Linked DNA regions of Homo sapiens: region 1 is linked to region 2. Evidence: chromatin loops called from intact Hi-C (ENCODE). Cell type or tissue: heart left ventricle. All regions are shown on one strand. Region 1 overlaps CRADD (CARD and death domain containing adaptor protein). Region 2 has its middle 19 kb from the start of SOCS2.

The links. A loop is a pair of places that touch in the nucleus more often than their neighbours do. Peaks named below come from ENCODE experiments on the same cell type or tissue, not always from the same donor. Only the 100,000 strongest peaks of a DNase experiment are listed, where the experiment ranks them.
Region 1: a loop joins it to region 2, with 2.5 times the contacts of the local background. A loop is called at or near these places in 27 of 110 quality-filtered maps.

Annotation. Positions count from the first base shown.
Region 1 is chr12:93,752,698-93,760,697 of GRCh38, forward strand. All of the region lies in intron 2 of CRADD (CARD and death domain containing adaptor protein), which reads left to right. Among named protein-coding and RNA genes, the nearest start is that of CRADD-AS1, 19 kb to the left of the region's middle. In heart left ventricle, no CTCF peak of the experiment used is centred here; no DNase peak of the experiment used is centred here.
Region 2 is chr12:93,587,883-93,595,882 of GRCh38, forward strand. It overlaps a transcript of SOCS2 not described here. Among named protein-coding and RNA genes, the nearest start is that of SOCS2, 19 kb to the left of the region's middle. RefSeq lists an enhancer at 3,239-3,798. In heart left ventricle, no CTCF peak of the experiment used is centred here; DNase peaks (open chromatin) are centred at 2,851 and 3,759; H3K4me3 peaks cover 5,171 bases; H3K27ac peaks cover 5,700 bases.

The DNA of each region.
Region 1 (8,000 bases), 160 kb after region 2:
GATTTAATGGACTCACAGTTCCACATGGCAGGGGGGGCCTCATAATCATGGCAGAAGGTGAAGGAAGAGTGTATTAGTCTGTTTTCATGCTGCTGATAAAGATATACCTGAAACTGGGCAATTTACAAAAGGAAGAGGTTTATTGGACTTACAGTTTTACATGGCTGGGGAGGCCTCACAATCACAGTCGAAGGTGAAAGGCACATCTCACATGGTGGCAGACAAGAGAAGAGAGCTTGTGCAGGGAAACTCCCCTTTGTAAAACCATCAGATCTTGTGAGACTGATCCACTATCATGAGAACAGCGCAGGAAAGACCCGCCCCCGTAATTCAACCACCTCCCACTGGGTTCTTCCCACGACATGTGGGAATTGTGGGAGTTACAATTCAAGATGACATTTGGGTGGGGACACAGCCAAACCATATCAAGGAGCAAAGTCACGTCTTACATGGTGGCAGGCGAGAGAGTGTGTGTAGGTGAACTACCCTTTATGAAACCATCAGATCTTGTGAGACTTATTCACACTATCAAGAGAATAGCACAGGAAAAACCCACCTCCATGATTCAATTACCTCCCACTGGGTCCCTCCCATTACATGTGAGGATTATAGGAGCTAAAATTCAAGATGAGACTTGTGTGCGGACACAGCCAAACCATATCATTCCACCCCTGGCCCCTCCAAATCTCACGTCTTCACATTTCAAAACCAATCCTGCCTTCCCAACAGTCCCCCAAGGTCTTAGCTCATTTCAGTGTTAACCCAAAAGTCCACAGTCCAAAGTCTCATCTGAGACAAGGCAAGTCCCTTCCGCTTATGAGCCTGTAAAATCAAAAGTAAGTTAGTTACTTCCTACATACAATGGGGTACAGGCATTCAGTAAATACACTCATCCCAAATGGGAGAAATTGGCCCAAACAAAGGGGCTACAGGCTCCATGCAAGTTTGAAATCCAGTAGGGCAGTAATTAAATCTTAAAGCTCTGAAATAATCTCCTTTGACTCCATGTCTCACATCCAGGTCCTGCTGGATGTAAGAGGTGGTCTCCCACAACTTTGGGCAGCTCTGCCTCTGTGGCTTTGCAGGGTATAGCCCCCCTCCCAGCTGCTTTCACTGCTGGAGTTGAGTGTCTATGGCTTTTCCAGGTGCATGGTTCAAGCTATCAGTGGATCTACCATTCTGGGGTCTGGAGGGCGTGGCCCTCTTCTCACAGCTCTACTAGGAAGTGCCCCAGTGGGAACTCTGTGAGGGGCTCCAACCCCACATTTTCCTTCTGCACTGTCCTAGCATAGGTTCTCCATGAGCGCTCCGCCCCTGCAGCATACCTCTGCCTGGACATCCAGGCATTGCCATACATTCTCTGAAATCTAAGTGGAGGTTCCCAAACCTCAATTCTTGTTTTCTGTGCACCTGCAGGACCAACACCATGTGGAAACTGCCAAGGCTTGGGGCTTACACCCATTGAGGCCATGACCCAAGCTCTACCTTGGCCCTTTTTAGCCATGGCTGGGACACAGGGCACCAAGTCCTAGGTTCACACAGCAGGAGTCCCTGGACCTGGTCCATGAAACCATTTTTTCCTGCTAGGCCTCTGGGCCTGTGATGGGAGAGACTACCTCAAAGATGCCTGACATGCCCTGGAGACATTTTCCCCATTGTCTTGGCAATTAACATTTGGCTCCTTGTTACTTATGCAAGTTTCTGCAGCTGACTTGAATTTCTCCCAAGAATAGGGGTTTTCTTTTCTGTTGTATCATCAGCCTGCAAATTTTTCACACTTTTATGCTCTGCTTCCTCTTGAATGCTTTGCTGTTTAGAAATTTCTTCCTCCAGATATCCTAAATCATCTCTCTCAAGTTCAAAGTTCCATAGATCTTTAGGGCAGGGGCAAATGCCACCAGTCTCTTTGCTAAAGCATAGCAAGAGTCACCTTTGCTGCAGTTCCCAACAAGTTCCTTATCTCCATCTGAGACCACCTCAGCCTGGACTTTATTGTCTATGTCACTATCAGCATTTTTGTCAAAGCCATTCAAAAAATCTCTAGAAAGTTCCAAACTTTCTCACATCTTCCTGTCTTCTGAGGAAGACATTTTCCTATCTTCTTCTTAGCCCTCCAAACTGTTCCAACCTCTGCCTGTTACCCAGTTCCAAAGTCGCTTCCACATTTTTGGGTATCTTTATAGCAGCACCTCATTCCCAGTACCAGTTTACTGTATCAGTCCATTTTCATACTGCTATGAAGAAATACTTGAGACTGGGTAATTCATTAAAAAAAAAAAAGGGTTTAGTGGATTCACAGTTCCACATGGCTGGGGAGGCCTTACAATCATGGCAGAAGGTGAAGGAGGAGCAAAGGCACATCTTACAGGGTGGCAGGCAAGAGAGCATGTGAAGGGGAATGGCCCTTTATAAAACCATCAGATCTCTTGAGACTTATTCACTACCATGAGAACAGCATGGGAAAAACCCTTCCCTATGATTTCATTACCTCCCACCAGGTCCCTCCCATGACATGTGGGTATTATGGGAGCTACAATTCAAGATGATATTTGGGTGGGGACACAGCCAAACCATATCAGATACAGTTCCCAAATATTGCCTTATCCCTCACAAAGGAGTGGTGGGCTTAGAAGGCCACATGTCAGCAGAGTCCTGCATCTCCTCTGCATAGGTTTATATCACCTTCTAATTTGGAAAATTTTTTAAATCTCTGTTCTAGCTTTGTCATATGCCCTACATGACAGTGGAACTAACTACCCTATGATTTTCACCTCAGCCAGGCTTAGTCTTCAGGTTCCAGGTGTTGGTTGTTTAACAGCATCACAAAACCTAGGGCTCCCAACATATGAATACACAAACTTACAAATAAGACAGGCATTTCAGAGCAGAACATCTGGTGTTTGTCTGCCCCACAGGCGTACCTCCTTTAGGTGTAATTCATTGGAATCCCAGTCAGCCGATTTAGGAGCCTAAGTGCATTAGCTCATGGCCAGTGCACTGTAGCCACATACTGTAGTTTCTTCAGGTTGAGTGATGCTTATTGATCTGTTAGTTTGCTCCGCAGAGCCCCTCTCTGCCCCAGGTAACTTACTTTCTGATGGTAATATTTTGATAGAAAGTAAATAACTTTGTTTCAATAAAAGAAAAAGTAGCATATGATTATTTTAAAGATTAAGGTACAGATTGGATATTTTTGGAAAATTTGCTGCTTTTTAGGCAGATGAACTGTTAGGTGGGTGTGGGCCATGTTCTAAGCCCAACTAAATCCATCTTTAGAACAATTCTAAAGAAAGCAGAAAAGATAAAGATATCAAGTCATAAATGTATACTTGTTTATTGAGCATGGTTTAAAATTTTAATCAGCCTACAATCAGCCCTGGCATCCTTGATTCCCCTTACTTTGTTGCACTTTTTAAAAAAGCACTAATAATTATCTAAAACACTAAAAAATTTATTTATGTTCATTACTTACTGAGTATTTGCCCCTTCATCCTCCAAGTGAGTGGCACAGGTCAGGCATCTTTCTCTTTTTTGTTCACCAATATATCTGAAATGTGTGTTACAGTGCAAATAATAAATGTTCAATAAATACTTGTTAGTGAATGTTGGGAATGACTCACCATAAGTTCAGCGATATTAAGATTAGTTAAGCCATGATCCAGTGAATATGTCCATTTTTAGGAAAGCACCCTCACTAAAAGGAATAAAATTTTGTTGTAAGACTTAGGCCCATTACTCTGGCCCTGGTGAACTGGACCAGACCACTTGTAAGCCACACAGGGACCTGCCACAAAGAGAGAGGAGATAAGACAGAGCCTGGATCTCTAAGGTCTAGAGCGGAGCTGGTTTAAGCTGTTTTATTCCAGGGCCTTCCTTGTTCACTGCTGCATCCTCAGCATCCAGAACTGGGCCTGCTGTGTAGTAGATGCTCAATAAATATTTTTTGAATGAAGAAAGGCAAAGTCCTTCTAAGCAGTAGGAAGCCTTTCTGTATAGGAGTAGAAGAAGGAGGAACAATCCAAAGAGGAAATGGGTCCAGTGATAAGAGCTTACAAGAACATGCCATGTAGGCACAAAACCTTAACTTCTTGGCACATCAGGTATCAGGGAACTTCCAGGCAGTGCAGGACACACAACCTCCTAGCCTTCATCCACACTGGAAGGTATCTCTCATTCTCCTGGCACACCTACAGGTGGGAAGTCTTGAGCACTGTCTTGAGGCTGAACCCGCCACTGACAGAAATGATTCAGTTTAACAGAAAATCAGTTAATTTATTTGCCAGTCTATTTGTTCACTTGATTACCATTGTCATGGCTGAGTGAAATTTTCATTTAAGGGATGAATGAATTGTAACCTTTTAAGCACCATCACTTAAAACTATCCAACCACTTTTGTTGGAAAATTTACTAAAACATACGTATATTTCCCCATCTTCTTAATAAAGCATTAGAAGATTTTCGTATTATCTCAAGATCATTTGGGAAACATTGTGCTGTTATATAGTAGTACACTTAGAGTCTACTCCAGGTAGAGTTTTCATTATGCCGAAGACCATATATTGTATTTTTTGAATTCTCATGCCTGTTTTTCTTGGTTTTACTGTCTTCTCTCTCTGGTAGGTTATGTGTTCATTTTCTAGTGCTGCCTATGTGGCTGCCCCAAGAGTCTCCAATCTCCCAAAACATACTGTCCCTGGTTATCTGTAGAAAAATAGATGGCCAAGTTTATTAGATTCATCTAAAATACAAAGGAAGTTTAATGTATGGACTTTGTGATACCCACAAGCCTCCTGTTTCATCTCTCCCATCTCTAGTTCTTCTCAGCAGTGCTCTGGAAAATTGGGCTCATCAGACATGTGGCTTCTGGAGAAATGAGGTTTTAATAACTTGTCGTTTTTCTGTTCCAAATTTTGAGAGTAGCAGTATATCACTGCTTAAAATGTGCTAATTTTTGAGATAACTTTTCTTAGCCTGGTTCTCATTAGAGCTTAAGAAGGAGACAATAGCAATAGGACATTGTTTGCTCAGCCTCTCCATTTCTGTAGGAAAAGAATTGTTAGGAGGAGGAAGGGTAGGGAAAAAAAAGTGCAGGGGAGTGTCATCATCTGGTAGATAGTTTAAAAAAATTCCTCTGGCTTTGGAGTAGGAAAATTGATTGTAGAGGATCCAGGAGGAATCAGAGAGGCTGTTGAAGAGGCTATGGTAGCTGTCCATGTGAGGGACAATGGCTTGGACAAGGGTGGCAGTGGTGCAGATAGAAAAGGGTGGTTGGACTCAGCATACATTGGAAGAAGAGGGCACAGGACCCTGTGTCAGATATTTTGGTATATTCCTCCTATCATTAGAGTTTAGTCATGTGTATTCACACCCCACATTTGTTTCTTCTAAGAAATGAAGTCTATCCGTTAAGGAAATGTCAGTTAATCCTCATTGCTGCTGTTATCATGGTTGGATTTGCTCCAAAAGGTATGTTACCATATATAGAATTAAAACCAGTCTCTACCCTGTGGGGAAGTAATGCAGATGTTTTGAGATTAGAGTTTAGAATCTATTCCAAAGATCTGCCAGAACACATGTTTAACAATGAGCATGAGAGTTTTCCCCATTGCTATTCTTACTATGTTGTTTATCAAACAAAGATAATTTGGGGGCTTGTGTAGAAACTCCACAATATTTAAGAAAATAAACACAAATCTCTGAGTCAATAACTAAATGTTTCTGATGGTATACTAAGAAATATAACTTATTTTATTAATGGTTATTAATATAACCATGACTTTTAAATTAATATTAATATTAACTGATATTAATATTAATGTAACCATGACTTATATTAATGGTTATTAATATAATTATGACTTTTAATTCTTTTAATTAAAATATTTGTGGTTCTTTATAGTTCACCACAGCTTTGAATAAAACAAAATTGTTTTCATGTTTTAAATGCAGTGGAAGGTTTTATGTTTGGTGTTATTCAATTGGTAAGGCAAATTGCTTTGTTATTAGCTTGATTTACGTGAAAATTTAGATTTAATTTTAGATTTGGTAGATTTTAATCTGATACCATTTTATATTGGTTTATATCTGAATGCTTCATTAAGATCCTGGGTATACACAGTTTAACCTCAAGCATATAGTCTTATTATATTATTTTATTATAAGAAACAGAAGTATGGAAACTTGAGGCTGGGACTGTTCAGAGCTAAATCTTATGAAATGAAATAAGTTCTTGTAATCATTTTGCAGCCATTATTTGTTGTGCTTTTGTGGTATTTTGTCTCTTTTGAGCTATCCTCACAGGTTTCCAGGAATTCAAGGCCTAAGAAACATTCTACTAAGAACTTGAAATACCAAGGCATTTAATTTTTGGAAGTGTAGAATGTTTTATTACTTTTGAAGTTTTGAGGACCAGCAAAATAGAGAAGTGTATTGTGTTACACAATTTGCTATGTTATAAATGTTTACTTTTAGTGGACATGATGTAACTAGAATGGAAAAAAACACAGAAATAGTAATTGTTGATATAATCTTGCCTTGGAGGTAGCGATGGGTGGGGGAATGGGGAGTGGGAACATAGCATGAGAGGAGAAAAAAATCTGTTACCAATTTATGGTAAAATTATTACAGTTAAAAAGAGTTGCATATATGAATAATAATAAAACCTTCACCCAGCTTTCTTGAAAGTTTACAAACTTCCTTTCTTTGCTTAGAACTAGCTCGAGAAAGGAAAAAAAAAATCTTCTCTTAGATTCTTTGCATAAAAAACTAATTCCTTTATTTTTCTCACCGGTTCTCTTCATCTTTCATTTTGGTCCCCAGAGAATACTGTTTGACTATTTTGAAATCATTTCTCTTCTCCACTTTGTTGCACTTTGCCCTCTGGGATCGTTTCCCCAGCTCACTCTTCTTCCTTTGTCCTACTGCTCCCTTTACCCCCACCTCTCTTTCTATAGCCAAGAAAGAAACTTGTTAACCATGACTTTTTCTTTTAGGAACCAATTCAAAAATCCCTTTGGTACACAGGTTTACAGGCACCCTATCTCAGTCTGATTCCAGAAAAAAAAGCACCAGGAAATACAGGAAAATATGTAGCTATTAATAAATTCCACAGATAGGCAGAAGTTGCCAAAGGAAAATGGGAGAACAACAAGGACTGTTCATTGGACTTCCAGGAATAGAAATTGTTGGGAGTCTACTCTTTTCAAAATAAACTGACATGGGGCTGACCACCTTGTCAGTTACTCCCATCTGATGGTGGGGTGTGGCAAACAAGGGCAAAGGTATTGTTTGGTTTTCAAGGTCAGGCTGCTAATTGTATAATTGGATTAACCCAGCCCGCAGAGACATGGAGACTACCAGTCACTTGTTAGCCTGGGTCCCAAGGTAGAAGCAGCACAAAAGTATGGGGAGGATGTTCAGCTGAAATGGAAGGAAGAAAGTAAAGAGGATAGAGAAAAAAATACAGAAATGTTAGCCAAAGGAGTTATAATTAGGAGAAAACCATTATCTTATTAATCTCTGTGTGATTAATTAATTATAAATGAGTTTTCTCTTGGAAAAGAGCGAAGCTACTTAGTATGACTTGTGGGGAGAGTGTGTGTGAGGAGAAGAAAGTGTACTTTTTCTGCCCAATTATGGAAGGTCTTAAACATCAGCCATGTTTTTAGGAGTTTGACTAATAAATCCAGAAGGCTTATTATTTATTTTATCCAGGCATGTTTTATTTACTATGAGAGATCTTCTTAGTTCTTGCTTTTGTTTTGTAAGAAAAATGAGCTAGGTTAGCAGTGTCCGTTTTCTGTTTTTAGAAAATAAGATGTCTGAGATGTTAGAATCTTCACATATAATTTGTCCTACCCCACAGTCAGCAATTTCATATCTACTGCTCACAGTATGCCCAATCAGAGCACAGACAGGTGTGTGATGGTGGCTTCTCAGTAGGAATTTACATTTAAGGGCGCTTGTCTTCATTGGTTTGTTTGCCATTCATTCATTCATTC
Region 2 (8,000 bases):
TGCCTGCCTCTCAAAAGAGTTTGTATTTTATGTGGGAAGTGAAGGAGCTATCGAAGGCTTTTGAACAACAGAGTGACCGCATCAGATTTGGTGGCAATATGGAGGCTGCTCTGGAGGGACGTGACCTGAGATCAGGGCTTCTGAACTTTATCCCTAGACTTGCAAGGGACCCATGGATAAGATGTCTGGGATCTGTGAACTTGGATTGGAAAAAAGCGTTATACTGTCATTTTCACTATCCTCTAAACTGAAATTTAGCATTTCCTTCAAATAAGAATCTAGGCAACGGATCACAGTAGAATTAACAGAAGATGTGAGTTTATCACCAGTAGAAATGCTCTGATAGCATATTACAGTTGTTGTAGGTATTTCAAAATATCTTTTACACTTATCACTAAACTGAAATTATTATAGATATTAGACTCACTGCCATAAATTGTTACTTAATGAATTAATAAAGAACATATATAACTGTGTGACAAATATAAAAAATAATTTGATATTTACATTTTAATATAATGTATCTTTTGTTTTTATTTTATGATTTAAGCACAGTATTCTGAGAAGGGGTCCATAAAAAAAGTCAAAACTCAACACACCAGAGGATGTGAGTCAAAACTCACATCACCAAAGGAACGTGATCGTTGAGGAGGTCAGTGTAGCCTAAGGCAGCGATGGGGAGAAGGAGGAAGAGGAGTTGGAAGAATTTGTGAGAAATTCTGGAGACAGTGAATTTTTTTTTTTTTTTTTGAGCCAGAGTCTCGCTCTGTTGCCCAGAGACTAGACTGCAATGGCATGTTCTTGGCTCACTGCAATCTCCACCTCCCAGGTTCAAGCAATTCTCCTGTCTCAGCCTTCCAAGTATCTGGGACTACAGGCATGCACCACCAAGCCTAGCTAATTTTTTTTTTTTATTTTTAGTGGAGAAGGGGTTTTGCCATGTTGGCCAGGCTGGTCTTGAACTCCTGACCTCAGGTGATCCACCCGCCTCGGCCTCCCAAAGTGCTGGGATTACAGGCGTGAGCCACCGCGCCTGGCCTGACAGAGTGAATTTGTTGATAGATCAGGGACATAAAGCAGGGGTAGGGGTACGCATAGACCCCATTTCCTCCAGCAGTTTTCTGGCTGGAGCAGAATGCTTATGCTTGCCACATGTGTTCCTTTCTTCCCAGTGCTATCATTATTTACCGTACAGCATGGTTTAAAACACGGAAAACATCCATCCTTTGCTTCCCTCCTCTGTGCCTGCCAGTCCTACACCTTTCTCAACTCTTTTAGTGTTATCTTCTCCAGCTAGACTGCAGATTCTGGGCAGGCAGTGCCTTGCAGTCTGCGACCCCATCATATATTTTTCACAGTTGATGTTGAATACATGACTGATAGATTTCAAAGGCATTTCCTGTTTTGAGGTCACCATGTACACCATATTCTAGTTACAGAAATTATACCAACCTTGACATTCTGGGAATTTTTTTTTTAAATTCCCATGGGTTCTATCATTTGTCTTCTCATAAAATAATACAAAATGTGCAAATAAAAAAATCCATATGCTTGGGCTTCCTGATTGTTTTTATTAAAGTGAGTTTAGTGATGGTGGGTTAAATAATGCTGTAATCTTAAGCCAGAAATTGAGAATATGGATTTGAAATGTCCCCATTCCCTTTTTTTGTTTGTTTTTGTTTTGTTTTGTTTGCTGTTGCATGTTCTTGGCAGCAGTGGTTGATGTCAGTATTGTTGCCCATGTTGTAGACTGCAGATGTTGCAGTGTAGCTTAGTACTTTGGTTCGCTTGCTGAAATTCCTCACTGTGCTTCTTATGAGGTCCAGGAACATATAGATTTGCAGTCTGATGTATTTTGATGATTGCCAGATAAAACTGATGTCTGGCACTTTTTCCAGGAGAAACACATGTAGACGTTTCCAAGTTGATTTGTAGGGACTTAGTGTTATTAGAACTTTGTGGCAAAACTTTTTCTCAAGTGGCAGAAGAAATAAAGGAACTTCAGTTTTGAGGGCTGTTAACAGCACTTCCATTAGTGGCAAAGCTGAGATGGTTGACAAAGTACTGGATTGTTGAGATGGACCTTCCAGGCCGGGTGTGGTGGCTCACGCCTGTAATCCCAGCACTTTGGGAGGCCAAGGTGAGCGGATCATGAGGTCAGGAGTTCGAGACCAGCCTGACCAACACGATGAAACTCCATCTCTACCAAAAATACAAAAATTGGCCTGGTGTGGTGGTGCGCGCCTATAATCTCAGCTACTCAGGAGGCTTGAACCCGGTAGGTGGAGGTTGTAGTAAGCTGAGATCGCGCCACTGCACTCCAGACTGGGTGACAGAGCGAGACTCAGTCTCAAAAAAAAAAAAGAATAAGCAAGTACTGTATTTGGACTTTTAAGCATTACTGATACAGTAAAATACAGTTTTAGCTACCGACGCAAGACTAGCACCCAAGATTTTAGAAAAAGGCACTTTTTCCCTTTTATTTTCCAATAACATTTCTCAATCTGGTAACCAGAGAGACTACTCTGGGATTAATTTGAGTCTGATTGCTGTTTACTGTTCTAACAAGAACAGTTTTTTTGGAGAGGAGAGCAGAGTTTAGGAGAAACGAACTATTAAAAGTTAGCTTCCCGTATGGGCGTGGTGGCTCAGGCCTGTAATCCCAGCACTTTGGGAGGCCGAAGTGGGCGGATCACGAGGTCAGGAGATCGAGACCATCCTGGCCAACATGGTGAAACCTGTCTCTACTAAAAATACAAAAATTAGCTGGGCGTGGTGGCACGTGCCTGTAATCCCAGCTACTCCGGAGGCTGAGGCAGAAAGAATCGCTTGAACCCAGCAGGCAGAGCCGAGATGGCGCCACTGCACTCCAGCCTGGGCGACAGAGCAAGACTCCGCCTCAAAAAAAAAAAAAAAAAAAAAAAAAAAAAAAAAAAAAAAGTTAGCTTCCCAGTGTACACATGAAAAGTACAATCCTTTTCTTCATTTATATTATAATTATTTGAAGAGCAAATTAGGTATTGTTAGTGAAGAAATGAGAGTGATTACCTGGTAATATGATGAGTTACTTTTTCTTTAAACTTACTGGCTTTTCCCTTAACACTAATGGTCTGGATAACAAGTTTTTACTTGTTGGCAGTGCAGTTTAGCCTCCGAACACTCTTGGAACAAAATGACTAATTTTTTTTAACGCTTTATTGAAATATAAATTTTAGGAGAGTAAACATTTTCGATTTGGAAGAAGTAGTTACGTTACAGACCTTCAAATCCAGCTTGTTCGGGAGACTTGACATTTAATCACTAGGCTAATGAAGCGCCAGAAGAGAGAGCTTTTATGGTTAGAAAGGGAGGTGTTTTTTAAAAAAAAAACAAACGAACAAACAAAAAAAAAAAAACAAGGCTCAGCCCGAGATACTGGAAGCGACTTGACCTTGATTTACATATACAAGGAACGGAAATGAATTAGCCCGGCTAGATATTTCTAGGAACTAGTTAAGGGAGAATGAACAAGATGGGAGCGAGGAGAAAGCGTGTGTGCGTTCGTGTGTGGCTGTCTGTCTGTCTGTCTGCGGCAAGAGGAATCTCAGAGTTTCGGTTATTTCTCCTTGAAGAATTTTCAAACGGAGTTCCTGCAGGGGCTGGCTCTAGCGTCTACGATGTGCACACACTGTCTCTCAAGAGGGAAGTGATCCTGGCGCCACGGGGTGATGCAGCAGAAGTTCTTTTTGTCTGTGGCCAGGGTAGAGTGCGGAGCCCCACGGAGCTGTGGCGTGGCGGCTCCTCCCAGACGCGTCCGGGGCGCCGCTCGGGTCTCCCAGGACCTTATGTAACCCAGCGTCGGCAGCAAGGAGCCGGTCACAGGCTGACCAACGTCAAGGCGTTTCACTTTGGAAGCGCACCAGATGAGTGTGGTATTGAGAGCAGACGGCTGGGTGCAATGTTTTTGCCGCATATCTCATGGGTTATTTTAATCTTTTCACGTAGTCTTAAGGGTCTCACTAGACCGTATATGAGAATGTGGCCAGGGATGTGGCTTCTATAGATTGTCCCAGATAAGAGCATCCCTTTTGTTTTTGTTAATGCAGGGTAAATACAACCTCTTCTTAGGAGCTAGTTTTTCAATTATTCTAAAAGTGATAACATGCTCATGGTTCAAAATTTAGTCAGTTCAGAAGTGCACAAAATGAAAAAATTGTCCAACTCCCGTCCCACTCCCCAGAGGTAACTATTATTAAAAGTTTCCTTTTTATTGTTCCAGAATTTTTTTAATGCAGTCGAAGCCTCTATTTAAATCATGTTTTAAAGCACACACAAATATTATTGTACTATACTTTCTGCTCTGCAATTTGCTTTTAAAATTTAATATTTGGACTCTCTATGTCTACCTTTCTCTCTATATATCTATTTATATCTTCATGGCAACATAAGGCTTTGCCTCATTCTTTTCAACAGCTGCACAATATTCCATGATATGAATGTACCATTACTGATTGAATCAGTCTCCTGCTAGTGGATATACAGGTTGTTCCCAGTTTCGTGCTATTACAAACAACGGTGCGGTACAAATCTGTGTGCTAATTGTTGCTGTGTGCTTATGGGAACATATATGTTGAGTACATTCTTAGAAGTGGAACTTTGGGGCCCAAGGGTACATGGCACTTAACATTTTAATAGATATTTACTTTCAAATCACATTCCCAAAAGGTTGTTCCCATGCATATTTCAGATGGAAATAAATTCTGTCTTTCAAGTTGTACACATAGCTGAGGGTTTTCCTTAAAATACTGTTCATTTTTAAACAGCATATTTTCCATTGAGATCGAATAAACTTGTTTATTTGCTAATTAATTGCCCTTGAAGTTAAATCTCTATTCTAGAAAAGATGTCTGAGAAACCTAGTGGAAAGGCCTCAACAACTTCGTCCCAGCCTTGATCAGAGACATTCACAGCTATGGGACAGGCACATGGCTCTATGCCTTGACTGTGGCTTCATAGACAGCTGTCTTTAAAAACCCTAGGGTAGGACTGAGAAAGCTTTTTTTTTTTTTTTTTTTTTGGTATGTGTAATAATATCATCTTCAATTAGTTCTGTTCAAAGGACATCGATTAAGCACAACTATAGTAAAAGTTTCTCCAGTTCCCTACTCTCTGTCCCCTTATCCTGGTTTCCTGCCTTCTCTCTCCCCTTTTGTGTTTGTTTCTTTTCATACCAGTTATCCTCTGCACCCACTCCTGACACCAGATTGGGTGGCCAGTTCTAGGAACAATGAAACTGATTTCCTACAACTGGAAGGTGGTTCTGGAGAGGGAATTAGCTTTGCCTAAGATTATTATCACGCTGACCCGACTCTATATCTAGATCCTGCCTCCAGTGGGATAGCTGATCTGCTATGACTCCCAAATGCCTAAAGCTCTCCGCCTACTCAGAAACACAGCATCTTCTTTAAAGCTCCAGAAGAGAGAGCTTTTATGGTTAGAGAAGGAGGTTTAAGAAAAGCAAACAAATAGGGCTCAGCCTGAGATACTGGAAGCAACTTGACCTTGATTTACATATACAAGGAACAGAAATAAATTAGATATTAGAATTAAATTAAAATCAAATTTTAATTTAGATTTGTATAGGTAAGACCTATTACAGATGAAGCCAGATACCAAGATATGTTTCAAAAAACATGTGGTTCACATTGCTATTAAATTGTTTATAAATGATCATAGTAGCATCCCAATTACCTTTTAGATTATAGCCAACTTTTTGGGAATTACAGGACTTTTACAAGTATTTTATTTCCCAAATTACCTGCTTATCTGGAAAATAACCCTAGTAAGACCAAGCCCACTCATCCTGAAAACTCATCTTAAATGAAGCCAAGTCAAGTCAGAATAAGATCTGGGTGTCAGCAAAAAGGAAAACAAACAAACAAAAATCAAACCGAACCACGCTAAAATAAAATAAAATAAATTTCCCATTTAAAGTCTGAATCCCTTTGGCTTTGTAAGCTACTGTTACCATACAGAGGCATCTGCCTTAAAATAAAGGAAATAAATCAAGAGCGTAGAAAACCTGTTTAATCAAAACTCTTAATTTCAAATCAGTGTTTCCATAACACATTACAAGCCAGCAGGAAGAGAGGGGAGGCAAAATGTGCAGTTCCATGATGTCCCCAAATAGAATGTTCACAACTGACAGGAAGCACCTGGGGGATTATGATTATTTGCTTTAGAAATTCAAAAATAAATTGTTTTTTGAAATAAAAAGGGAAGAACAAATCGGTTTCTCAGTTCAGGTTGTTTTTAACACTTCACACACATCCATTTTTATAATCCCAATTCAGAAGACAATGAATTCAAGTTAATAATGTATTTAAATTTAAGGATAATGCAGAGAATGTCAAAATAGAAAATTGCAATAGAACAGTTGAGCTGAACTCTGAGGCTCCTTTTCTTATTTTGACTCAAGTTGACCTTCAATATTATAGTACTTTCATTTTTACAGCTCTTTACATATTCTGTAAAAAAGCTTTTAAAAAGTGAAATGAAGATGTTTCTTAACTATTAAATTTCTATTGCCTAACTCTTTTAATTTTTTGAGTCCATTAAGACTTTAGAAGATATTCTTTCTCAAATGTGTCATTTAATTAACAATTTGCTAATGGCCTTGATAGGATTTTTCCATTTTTGTTTTCCAAATCAAGAAATCTCCATGTTCCTTTTATTATTTTCACTTTGTTTCTTTAGATATAATTCTTGTTTTTCCTGGATAATTAGTATAGAATTTATTTATTGTAGAGAACTCTGTTCTGACAGCTGATAATATAAATATATGTTTGACCCACATTACTAGAAAGAATGTTATGTAAGGGAGTTTGTCAGGGAATATCAGCTCTCGAACACTGGGAGTTCAGGGAAAGAAATGAATTTGTAGGTCATTGATCTTTGTGTTTTAAATAAGAATTAACCAAGAATTTTATGGTTACATAACCAGTACATGAACTAGTTTTTACTACATTTTGTTAATACATCGAATTGAATAATCCAATTCAAAACATAGGGTACCAATTCCTCTTGTCAGCAATACTTTGAAAGTAGGGATTTATTGAGAGTTCTTTTATTGCCTTGACTTCCTTACGTTTGTAAACTATGTGATGGGTATTACACTTAGATTTATTAGGGTACTTAAAATCTTGCCAAAATGAAACAATCTCTTTTTGTCATAAGTATTGCCGACTTAAAAGCATTTGTGAGGGGACGGGGGGTGATTTTGCTTTTGGAGTCTTACTCGTTACTGAAAATAAAATATGCTCAGCTTTTTCTTTTTCTAGTAGACATTTATTTTACTGAGTTCCACACTGATAGTTAACTTTAGGAAATGCTTCACATATTTTAACTAATTTTATGATTTAATTTTTAAAAAGGAGGTACATTTTAGAATTTTTTCCCCCTTTTAGATACCTGACTTACGTGTTTCTGAAGATAAATTGCAGATCCAGTCACTATAAATTCAGTTGAAAGACCAATCTTTCTACCCTTCTTTGTTGTTCTGATTTCAGAATTCCAGGCCAGTTTGTTGTCAACTTTAATGTACCTTTTGAGAAATAAATTGAGTCTCACATTTCTTGCATGTGTTTGTGCCCCTAGAGCTGGAATGCTTTTCTTCGGCCAACTGAAAGTAGAGCCTGCTCCTTCTCCTCTCACAGATTAAATCTGCTTTCATTCGTGTTAAATTCAGTTAGTTCATGACCAAAAGAAAAGACGTGCTCTCCTTTTTCTTTTTAATTTTAAACAACCACCATCTATAGTCTTCCTGTAGTTTTTGAGAGCTTCAAGTTATATAGCTATTTTTGACTTTGTGTTTGGTTAATCTAATAGAGTCTACATTTTTGGGAGGCATTTAATTTGTGATTATCCCTTATTGTAGTCTACAGAGTCACATCAACAAAATGAGCTGTTTTATTTTATTTTACTTTACTTTCTTTTCTGGTCTTTTTGTTTTGTAATTTATT